2 separate regions of the Homo sapiens genome follow, and region 1 is linked to region 2. Evidence: chromatin contacts called from ENCODE POLR2A ChIA-PET data. All regions are on one chromosome and are shown on one strand. The core of a region is the stretch at or near the end of the contact, and the rest is flanking DNA. Distances in the headings are between cores, read along the strand shown.

The links. ChIA-PET counts read pairs that join two places held with the same protein, here RNA polymerase II (POLR2A).
Region 1: POLR2A ChIA-PET joins it to region 2 with 18 read pairs in BJ. The contact joins two enhancer-like sites. POLR2A ChIA-PET finds 5 or more read pairs at or near these places in 2 of 52 experiments (BJ and WTC11).

What each region holds. Positions count from the first base shown.
Region 1 is chr1:203,463,137-203,468,394 of GRCh38, forward strand. No RefSeq gene overlaps it. Among named protein-coding and RNA genes, the nearest start is that of PRELP, 10 kb to the right of the region's middle. Within about 2 kb of position 2,960, at least 17 of the 41 ENCODE cell types and tissues checked have a DNase peak (open chromatin) inside an H3K27ac peak, as active enhancers do.
Region 2 is chr1:203,590,903-203,595,633 of GRCh38, forward strand. No RefSeq gene overlaps it. Among named protein-coding and RNA genes, the nearest start is that of ATP2B4, 34 kb to the right of the region's middle. RefSeq lists a silencer at 2,825-2,974. Within about 2 kb of position 1,514, at least 5 of the 41 ENCODE cell types and tissues checked have a DNase peak (open chromatin) inside an H3K27ac peak, as active enhancers do.

The sequences.
Region 1 (5,258 bases), core at 1,710-4,209, 130 kb before region 2:
GTCCTTTCCCTGCTTCATAGCACCACCAGTTGTGATATGCTTATGTTCATTTATGTGTTTGTTTATTCCTGTATTTTCCACTGGACCGAACACCTCAGGAGGACAAGGATGATGTCTGTTTTCTTCCCAGCTATACCCTCGGAGCTTACTATAGTGCCACCCACATAATAGGTGCTCAGTAAATGTTTGTCAAATGAATGCCAGGCCTGCAGGGTGCTGGGATATACTGTAAGCCCTCATCGAGCTTTTATTCTAAAGGGGGAGCCTGAGTAATTTAGATCACTCCTCTGAGGGTGGCTTGGGGACTCTGTGAGAGCAGAAGCTGTCACGCAAAAGGCCCGAGTGACCAGAGAGGAAAAAGATGGGTGGTGGAGGGACCTGGCAGGGCTGGCACAGAAGCCCCCACAGGAGGGCAGCAGGGCACCTGAAGATAGGCTCAGGAGCCAAGGGAGAAAAGAAGAAAAAGGGTGCTTTCCCTTGGTCAAATCAGCGCCCAATTCAGGGCTTAGAGCCTGGGAGGGAAACCCCTAGAGGAGAAGCTGGAGTGAGCAGGCTTTGAACCACCTCCACGCCCACCCACCATGGGCTCCGGATGAGGGATGGGGCCTGGCTCTGGGCAACAGGAACTGGAGTAGAGTCAAGGCCAGACCAGGGAGCAGGACTGAAGGGCTCCAGGAGGTGCCTGTAGCTCTGTGAGGGCCCTAATGGAGAGAAGAGTGATGTCGGAGAAGCTGCCAGAATGATTTAATCCCACTGCAATGTGGCAGCTAATGAATTTCATATCCCCTCCCTAAGCTCAGCCGCTAGAGTAGCCCAAAGACAGAGGAGAGAAGAAGAAGGAGCAGAGAGCAAGGAGGGAGCTTAGAGTGCACAGCCGGAGGGGAGGAAAGGGTTGGCAGATGGAGGAATGGGAGAAAAGTGGGAGGCACGAAGACAGGAGGGAGAAAGAAAAGGCAGGGAGAGGAAAAGAAGAGAAAGAGCCAGAGAGGGAGGAAGGAGGAGGAGGAGGGAGGAAGGAGGAGAGAGGGAAACGGTCTCAGGTCCACAGCAATCAGAGTGTAACAGCCTCAGGAACCAAATTCCCCTTGGCCCACCCTCCCTGTGAATAGAGACAGCAACGGGAGCCCACCAGAAACCTGGACTTAGAGGTCGCTGGCTCCCCTTATCTCTCTGTGTCTTTCCCTTCCTCCTTCTGCCCACACTTCCCCACACCTCCCCACCTCCCCTTTTTTTCCCTCTCTCCAGAAAAAACAGGAGGGAGGGTGGCTGCCCGCCCGGAGAGCTACTGCATTCAGCAGGAGCCCGGCAGATGAGTAATGCTAATGGCATAATAGTGCTAAGGACAACACCTGCCCTTCACCCAGCACCTGTCTCCAAGGAGCCCAAAGCTGTCCTCAAATCCAAATTCCACTCAAGATGGAAAAGGGCTTCTCTGTCTTCCAACAAGGATCTAAATAGAAAGAAGCCTGAATTCCAGCATGAGAGAGGCAAGGTAGATGGAAGGAAGAACTTCCCAACAAGGTCATTTTAGCTTGAAGTGCTAGGCTGACCATGACTGGGGGAATGAGGCACAGTGGGGTAGAGAGCCTTCATTTCTGAGGGTCTCTAAGAAAGCAGAGCCATCACTGTCCTGGGCTGCCTTTCCCCAGGCCCCGCACCACTTCGGTAACTCCACAGCCTTTCATGGAGCCCTGGCCCATGGAGCAGACAGTTGGGGCTGCCAGCCACCTTCCAAAACATGTTTTGCCTTTTTGCCTTCATTCTGTGGCTTGGCTCAACTGGGCCTGAAAATTCCCCACACCTGGGGTGGGCCAAGATGGGATGCTCCATTGCTCACATAACTGTTTCCAGCCCCAGAGCCCTGCTCTGTCTTAGGAATGGCCTCCTGGAATGGGACAGCTGGCCCTGAGGCCCTGAGATTAGCAAGGGGCAGCTCCCAGGGACCATGTGGGGAGGAGGCCATGGCATGGAGGGTCTGGTCTTGCTGCTGCATGGACGCTAGTCCCACCCCAGAGTGCCTCCCAAGAAAGGGCACCTAGGATGGTCTCCCCAGGCATGGCTGGGGTGGCTGCAATGCACTGCAGAGAGGTGACTGGATGGAAGGGGCAGCATTTGTACCCAGTAAATTACTTCCCGAGCTCGTAGCCTCGGCCTGGAGCTCTCTTGGCTAAATCCATTGTTGATGACGCCAAAGCCAGCATAAACACTAGAAGGAAACACAGTGTCTCTTGGCATGGACACCTCATGACAGTGCTCTGGATCCTCCATCGTGCTATTTCACGAGCCACAGCCATAAAAAGTCTTTATCCTTTACTATGTACCTTTGGGGTCAGACAGTCGTTATGGGTCCTGGTGCCCTCAGATCATCCTGTCTGCTTCCGTATTGCTCATTTGAGGCTGTGAGTAAGCTTTTAGCGCAGAAGCAAGCATGCCTTGCTCCATGGAGCACTTTGACTAGTCCCCAGGCCCCTGCTACCCTCTCTGGGCACCGACCTGGGAGGGAGAACAAGGATAAAGCCAAGCGTGGCCCCACTTTCCCACACCATCAGCTGGGAGACTCCCTTCTCTTGGCACTCTTGGGAAATGCCAGGCTGACCAGGGATACACAGCCCCTCTGCCTGAGGCATATTCCACAGAAAGGCAGAGCCAGGCTTTGTAAAGCGTGGGCGTAGGGGTTCAGGGAAAATCCATAAGTGAGTGTGTGCGAGTGGAAGGCAGAGTAAGCATAGGAACAGAGGGGTCTGCTCAGGTGGGCTGCCTGCCAGGGAAGAATGCCAGCCTAGGAGGGCTCAGGCAGTAGACAGGTAGGGAACATGGCTGGTGACATCCTGCAGTAGCAGTTCCAAGCCTGGGAGGCTGGGGAGGGAGTACATGGACTGAGCATGTTCTTGGTATTGGTCTTTGCCTCTGGCTGGGTCATTTGCTTGTGGTGGGGCAGGAGTCGGGAGGCTCACAGGCTCAGAAGGCAGCGGGGTGGGCAGACACGTGGCCCAGCCCCTGAACCCTGTGATTTGGCTCTGAACAAGGCTAGGGCTGTGCACGGGGGGTTAGAAGGAGGGGCCTGGAGAGGCCAAGAGGAAGACCAAGCACCACTCCCCGAGCTGCAGGCCAACCAGTCATTTTTCCAGACTGGCCAAGCAGAACAAAATAAAGGAGAAATAACAAAGAAAGGAGGCCGAAGCTTGTGGGAGAAATGAGGGGAGTGGGCGAGGGTGGGTAGCACCTGCTGGAAGAGATGACAATTCTGTTATTTCATTGAAAGCCACAGTCTGTACCAGGCCTCAGGAGAACACCTTTCCAACCCAGTTTGACACCAGAGCTTATGTGGGCAGGGACAGAGTCATATCATGTCTTGTTAACACACACATAAACACACACTCACTAGCTCAGAGCCTGCAGATTACCATTCATTCTAAGGGCATTTATCAGGACCGCATAGACAGCGTGAATCCCAGAGTCAGGCTGCCTGGGTTCAAATCCCAGCTTCAACCCTTACTGTAATACCTTAACACTTACTGACTGTATGATAACACTCTGCTTTAGCTTCCTCATCTGTAAAGTGGGGATGGTAATAATAGCTCCTACTCCTGAGGCTGTTATGAGGATTAAATGAGCCAATGCCCTGTAAAGCACATGCATGGCACATAGTAAGTACTCTGTAAGGGCTAGCTATCCTGACCATTATTATTTAATTATTTGCCAGGAGCTGGGTTTCTGCCTTGGAGACCCTTCAATCACACAGTAGGCAGACGTGGAAACAAGAAGTAACAGTGCTGTGCAGAGCTGTGGCCCAGGGAGGCACAGTCAAGAGTGAGCTCACTCTGCCCGTGGGAACCGAGGAGAGCCTCACACAGGAGGTAACATTTGATTTGGGCCTTGCAGGATGAATAGGAATTCCCCCAAATGGAGAACAGGAGAAAGAAGGACAGCTGAACTCAGACTGGGCAAAGGCATAGAGGCATAAAAACTCAGGGAACCAGCCGGGTGCGGTGACTCATGCCTGTAATCCCAGCACTTAGGAAGGCCGAGGCGGGTGGATCATCTGAGTTCAGGAGTTTGAGACCAGCCTGGCCAACATGGCGTAACCCCATCTCTACTAAAAATACAAAAAATAGCCAGGCATGGTGGTGCGCACCTATAATCCCAGCTACTTGGGAGGTTGAGGCACGAGAATCGCTTGAACCTGGGAGGTGGAGGTTGCAGTGAGCCAAGATCATGCCATTGCAATCCAGCCTTGGCGACAGAACGAGACTCTGTCTCACAAACAAAACAAAACAAAAAACGCAGGGAACCAGGATCCCATGAGTCTGGTTCTCTGGTTCCACAGGAACTATGAAAGGAAATGAGAATGGCAAGAAAGTCAGGTCAGGCTGCAGGGTCTCAAATGTCATGCCAAGGCATTTGAATTTTATTCTATAAATACCTGAGAGACATTGCAAAATTTTAAGCAAGGGAATTACATGATCAGGTTTGTGTTTGAGGAAATAACACACTTGTTCGGTCATGGAAAACAGATTAGAAGATGAGAAGCCTTCAGGAAAAAAATAAAAACAGGAGGATTTTGCAATTATTCAGACAAACACGCTAAGAGGAGAAAGTGTTCTAGCGCTTCTCGGCTCACTGCCCGATTCCTGCTGGGGCCAGAGTGCAGGATCCTGAGCGCCTACTCTGTGTTAGAACCATGTAGGTCTTGGGACTCCAAGTAGGAATCCGGTTTGGCACAGGCCCATGGGAGCTTGTGGATAAGGCAGACAGGAGAGCAGAGAAGGGCGAGGAAGTGGCACGGTTCCTGGGAGGGCCATCCACTGGGGGACTGCTGCAGCAAACGGAGAGACCAGGGGTCAAAGAGGAGAGTGCTGTCGGGAGAGCATCCTAGAAGATGTAACACCTGGGGGGGTGAAGGGCTTTCTTTTTTTCTTTTTTCTTTATTTCTTTCTTTCTTTTTTTTTTTTTTTTTTGAGATGGAGTCTTACTGTGTCACCCAGGCTGGAGTGCAATGGTGTGGTCTCAGCTCACTGCAACCTCCACCTCCCGGGTTCAAGCCATTCTCCCGTCTCAGCCTCCCGAATAGCTGGGACTACAGGCACATGCCACCACACCCTGCTAATTTTTGTATTTTTAGTAGAGACAGGGTTTCACTATGTTGATCACGCTGGTCTCAAACTCCTGACCTCGTGATCCACCCGCCTCGGCCTCCCAAAGTGCTGGGATTACAGGTATAAGTGAAGAAGGGCTTTCTACATGGAAGGAGCAGTGGG
Region 2 (4,731 bases), core at 264-2,763:
AATAGGAGCAATGACATAGAGCTGGAGCCATTTGGGTTCCAGAGCTGAGAGCCCTTCCCAGAAATGACTGTCTAATGATTAGCATGGCTTGAGTAGAGAGCAGCCCCTCATCTGGTTTCAAAGGCAGAATATGCCTCCTGCTTATTTCCTTGAATTCCCTAGAAGAGTCTCCTATGCCAGGGAGAGTGTGGGACAGAGCCAGCCAGGTGAGAGTGCAGGGGAGGCCCTGGAAGGCAGGAGCCAGAGGCAGAGGAACAGAGGGAAGAAGGGGGAGGAAGATGACAGAAAGAAAGTGGGCTTGGGAAAAAGAGTCATAACAAAGGAAGAGAAACGGAAAGGGAAGAAAGATAAAAACTGACAAGAAAAATAAAGGAGGCTGGGCGTGGTGGCTCACATCCATAATCCTAGTGCTTTGGGAGGCCGAAGCGGGAGGAGGAGGATCGCTTGAGGCCAGGAGTTCAAAAGCAGAGAGAGGAATTGGGGGGCGGAGGGGATGGGGGTGATGGTGTGGGGAAAGAGAGAGAGACATTTTCTTACGGAAATTCTTAGTCTGGTCTAAGTCCTAAGTCCTTCATAAGGGCATTTGTTTTGGGAAGAGAGGAATGAGCAAGGAAAAGAGGATAGTGGAAAGGTTCTCTGGAGCCTGCTTCTCTCCCGAAGGCCTGATTTCCCCCAAAAGGCAACAGACATCTCTTCCCTGACTGATGGCTCAGACAGTGGGGTCTGTGAGGAGGGTGGAAGGAGCAGGAACTATCCAACCAGAGCATAGAACACTGAGCAGGACATCAGGGCCATTGTCCAGACCCCAAAGCCAGTGGTCTCCCTCCTGACACAGTCAGGACTTGTTAGCTGAACAAGGGAAAGAATGCCTTCTCCCTGACAAAGCTGGAGGAAGGGCTGGAAGCAGGATGGGGCCTGGGTTGTGTTGGCATCTTGGGAATCTCTCTTTAAAATTTCAGAGTTAGACCAGAGCAGCACCTTGTCCGGTAGATTACTGAAGTCTTGCCTAGAGGCTGGGGGAAGGAAGACAGGACCTCTACAGGTCACTAGGTACAAATGTATTATAAACGATTCAGACATACAAAGAGATACAAAGAATAGCATTAATGAGTGTGAAGCCCTGCTTAAGTAAACCACTGCTGCCACCCCCGAAGGTCCTGCTTATGCTCCTCTTCCTCCCCAGGTGACCGCTATTCTGAACTTGGCATTTATCCCTCTTGGGGAATTCTCTACCCTAGGATTCCTGCCTCTCCTCTGTTAGCCTCTGGCATCCCCCCAGCTCCCTCACATCAGGACTCCATTCATCCAGTGCTGCCTGATCGGGCTCCCCCTCCTGCCTGGCCTCTCTCTCCCTGCCGGGATGGCTGAGTAGACAATCAATATTTATGTGAAGCCACCAGGCCTAGCTTCCACAGGGAGGCCCAGCAGACAGAGGCAGAGAGTTGCCATCCCCAGCGTGGGCGGGTTTCAACTCAGACACAAAGCAAGTGAGGAGCCGTGCCGGGCCCAGGTGCCTGGCGTCTCTGGCTGGGCTGAGGCTTACAGGAGCCGGGAGCTGGCCAGACCCTGAGACTCCAGCCCTCATGCCTGGGGCCTCACATCTCATTCTGACAGCTCCTCCCATTCCTGCCTGAGGTTCATAGCTCTTGCCTGTTGACTCTGGTGATTGACCAGGTGAAATCCCTAAGTAAGGCTGGGGGATGGGGTGGGGGGCAGGGAAGTTGGGGGCTGGGAGGAGAATAAGAAGCAACTTATTCACTCCCAGGGTACAAGGCAGCACCACAGCTGTCTGGCTGGTGGGGACTTTGGAGAGCAGTCTATTTGCATTCCAGGGCTCCAGGCCACCCACCAGCAGCCCCCTCCTCTCCAGATGTTTATACATCATGTTCCTGGAGACCCTGCTCTCCAGCATTCTACCTGGGTCACCCCTCCTCTTCTCAGAGTGGCCTCTTGCTTCTGGTCCAGGTTCCGTCTTCCTCAGGAAGTCTCTCTTGGTTAAGCCTCCCTGGCTCTTACTACTTATCCCCCTACATTCCGTCCATTCTCACATGATCAACTGGCACAATGGTCATTTCCTCTTATGAAATTTCAGCCTGTGTGCTGTGAAGTAGCTTTCCTTCCTCTACAAGCTTCTGGATAGCAGGGACCATGGCTGATCCATCTTGGGCGTCTCTCGCAGCCCTTTTCACAAGTGGCTCCGTAAGTGCTAAAGGACCAAATGACCTCTGAAGGTTTCTCAAGAATGGGGCTGCTCATGTCTTATCTTTTCTTGGAGCCAATAAAGGCATACCCATTCTTGATTGTTGAGTGAGTGGAGAAAACTCCCAGAAAAATCACTGCAGCTGACCACTCAATCTCCTTTTCCCACACACTGCTCACCTGCCCACCCCTAGGCCCCCCAAGCAGCAGAAGCACCCACCATGCTGGCATCACGCCGCTATGAAGCCCCTGGCTGATCTTGTTTGGGTTTCAGGAGACTGGTTTGAGGGCTTCTGTACTCATTTATCAGTCTCCACAATGTTTGTAAAAACCACCCAGAATGACAAAGGCAAGATTTCTGCAGCTTTCCTGCTTCCACACTCACAGTTTTACCAGATATTTGATCTTCACAGGTGGATCTCTATTATACAGGTGAGGAAACTGAGGCTTACAGATGGAGCAATTGATCTGGAGCTCCCAGTGTGGACGCAGGTCTTCTGACTCTAGTCTACCACACTGCCCCGACACCGCTCAGCCCCTCTCACCCTCTGACATAGCTCTCACAAACCATCACAGGAAAGGTATCTCCGCCTTTGGGCTGGATACAAAGGTCTTTGAAGATGATTCAAAGCTGGATGCAAGAAAGGAGAAGACTGAGAAGGTCTTTAGGTCTGTGCAGGGCCGCGGCTGCCCTTGGGGTTTCTTGCCACCAGGTGGGGCATAGCAGTTCCTAATAGAGGCCAACTCTGTCAGGCAAGAGGGTTGCCACTAGTGAGCCAGTGATCTTTGCCTGGTGATCTCCACACTTCCTTCCATCCACCAGTAACTAGGACAACGTCATAGACGGTCAAGCAGCACAGATACACTCTGGGAGGCCCTGAGGCCTTCAAGAATCAGCAAGGCCTCCCTAAGCTTAGTCAGACATGAGCAACACTCAGGCTTTCCTTCCCTTGGGTTTTTCCAGGGACCAGGTGGTTACAGCTGCCACATTCTGAGGACTTAGCACAGAGCCCCTCTGCTAAGCACACACCTACATCATCATATAACTTCCTCACTAAAAGAATTCATGAGGAAAGTGTATCCTTGTTTACAAATGAGCCAGTGGGGGCCAGGCACGATGGCTCATGCCTGTAATCTCAGCACTTCGGGAGGCCGAGGCGGGTGGATCACCTGAAGTCAGGAGTTCGAGACAAGCCTGGCTAACATGGTAAAACCCTGTTTCTACTAAAAATATAAAAATTAGCTGGGTGTGGTGGGGTGGCACGTGCCTGTGATCCCAGCTACTCAGGAGGCTGAGGCAGGAGAATGCTTGAACCCGAGAGGCAGACGCTGCAATGAGCCAAGATTGTGCTATGGGTGACAAGGCAAGACTCCGACTCAAAAAAAAAAAAAAGGAGCCAATGGGACACAACAAGGTTAAGTAACTTGTCTGAAGACTTGTAGCTAGTGAGTGGCAGTGTACCCAGGTCTTTCTTGTGTGTGTGTGTGTGTGTGTGTGTGTGTGTGTGTGTGTGTGTTTTGAGACAGAGTTTCGCTCTTGCTGCCCAGGCTGGAGTGCAATGGAGTGATCTAGGCTCACTGCAACCTCTACCTCCTGAATTCAATTGATTCTCCTGCCTCAGCCTCCCGAATAGCTGGGATTACAGGCACACACCACCACGCTCGGCTAATTTTGCATTTTTCGTAGAGACAGGGTTTTTCCATGTTGGTCAGGCTGGTCTTGAACTCCCAACCTCAGGTGATCCACCCACCTCGGCCTCCCAAAGTGCTGGAATTACAGGCGTGAGCCACTGAGCCAGATCCCAAACCCAGGTCTTTCTAAAGCTAATCTCTACAACCTCTCCACTATGCTGCTCCCTGTAAGCCTTCCTACTCATTAGGACTGCATTCCTTCTTGTGAATTAAATTAAAAACAAAACAAAACAGACTGCATCTTGACTAGGCCAGGAAATTTACATTTTGTTTGGCTTTGTTTTTGTTTTAGATGGGGTCTTACTCTGTCACCGAAGCTGGAGTGCAGTGGCACGATCTCAGCTCACTGCAGCCTCTGCCTCCCATGCTCAAGTGATCCTCCCATTTCAGCCTCCTAGGACCACAGATGCAAGCCACCATGCCTGGCTAATTGTTTGTATTTTTGGTAGAGACAGGGTTTTGCCATGTTGCCCAGGCTGTTACTTTTTTTTTTCTTTTTCAATAGAAACAGGGTCTTGCTCTGTCGCCCAGGGTGGAGTGTAGTAGCTCACTGCAGCCTCAAACTCCCAGGCTCAAGTGACTCTCCCAAGTAGCTGGGACTACAGGCACACACCACCACATCTGGCTACTTTTTATAATTTTTTGTAGAGATGGGGTCTCATTATGTTGCCCAAGCTGGTCTCAAACTTCTGGCCTCAAGTGATGCTCCCACCTTGGCCTCCCAAAGTGCTGAGATTACAGACGTGAGCCACTACACCAGCCTATTTTTAATTGTTATTCTTTGTTTTTAATAAGTCATATGTTCAAATAATTTATAAGTTACCAAAAATTATCTTATTA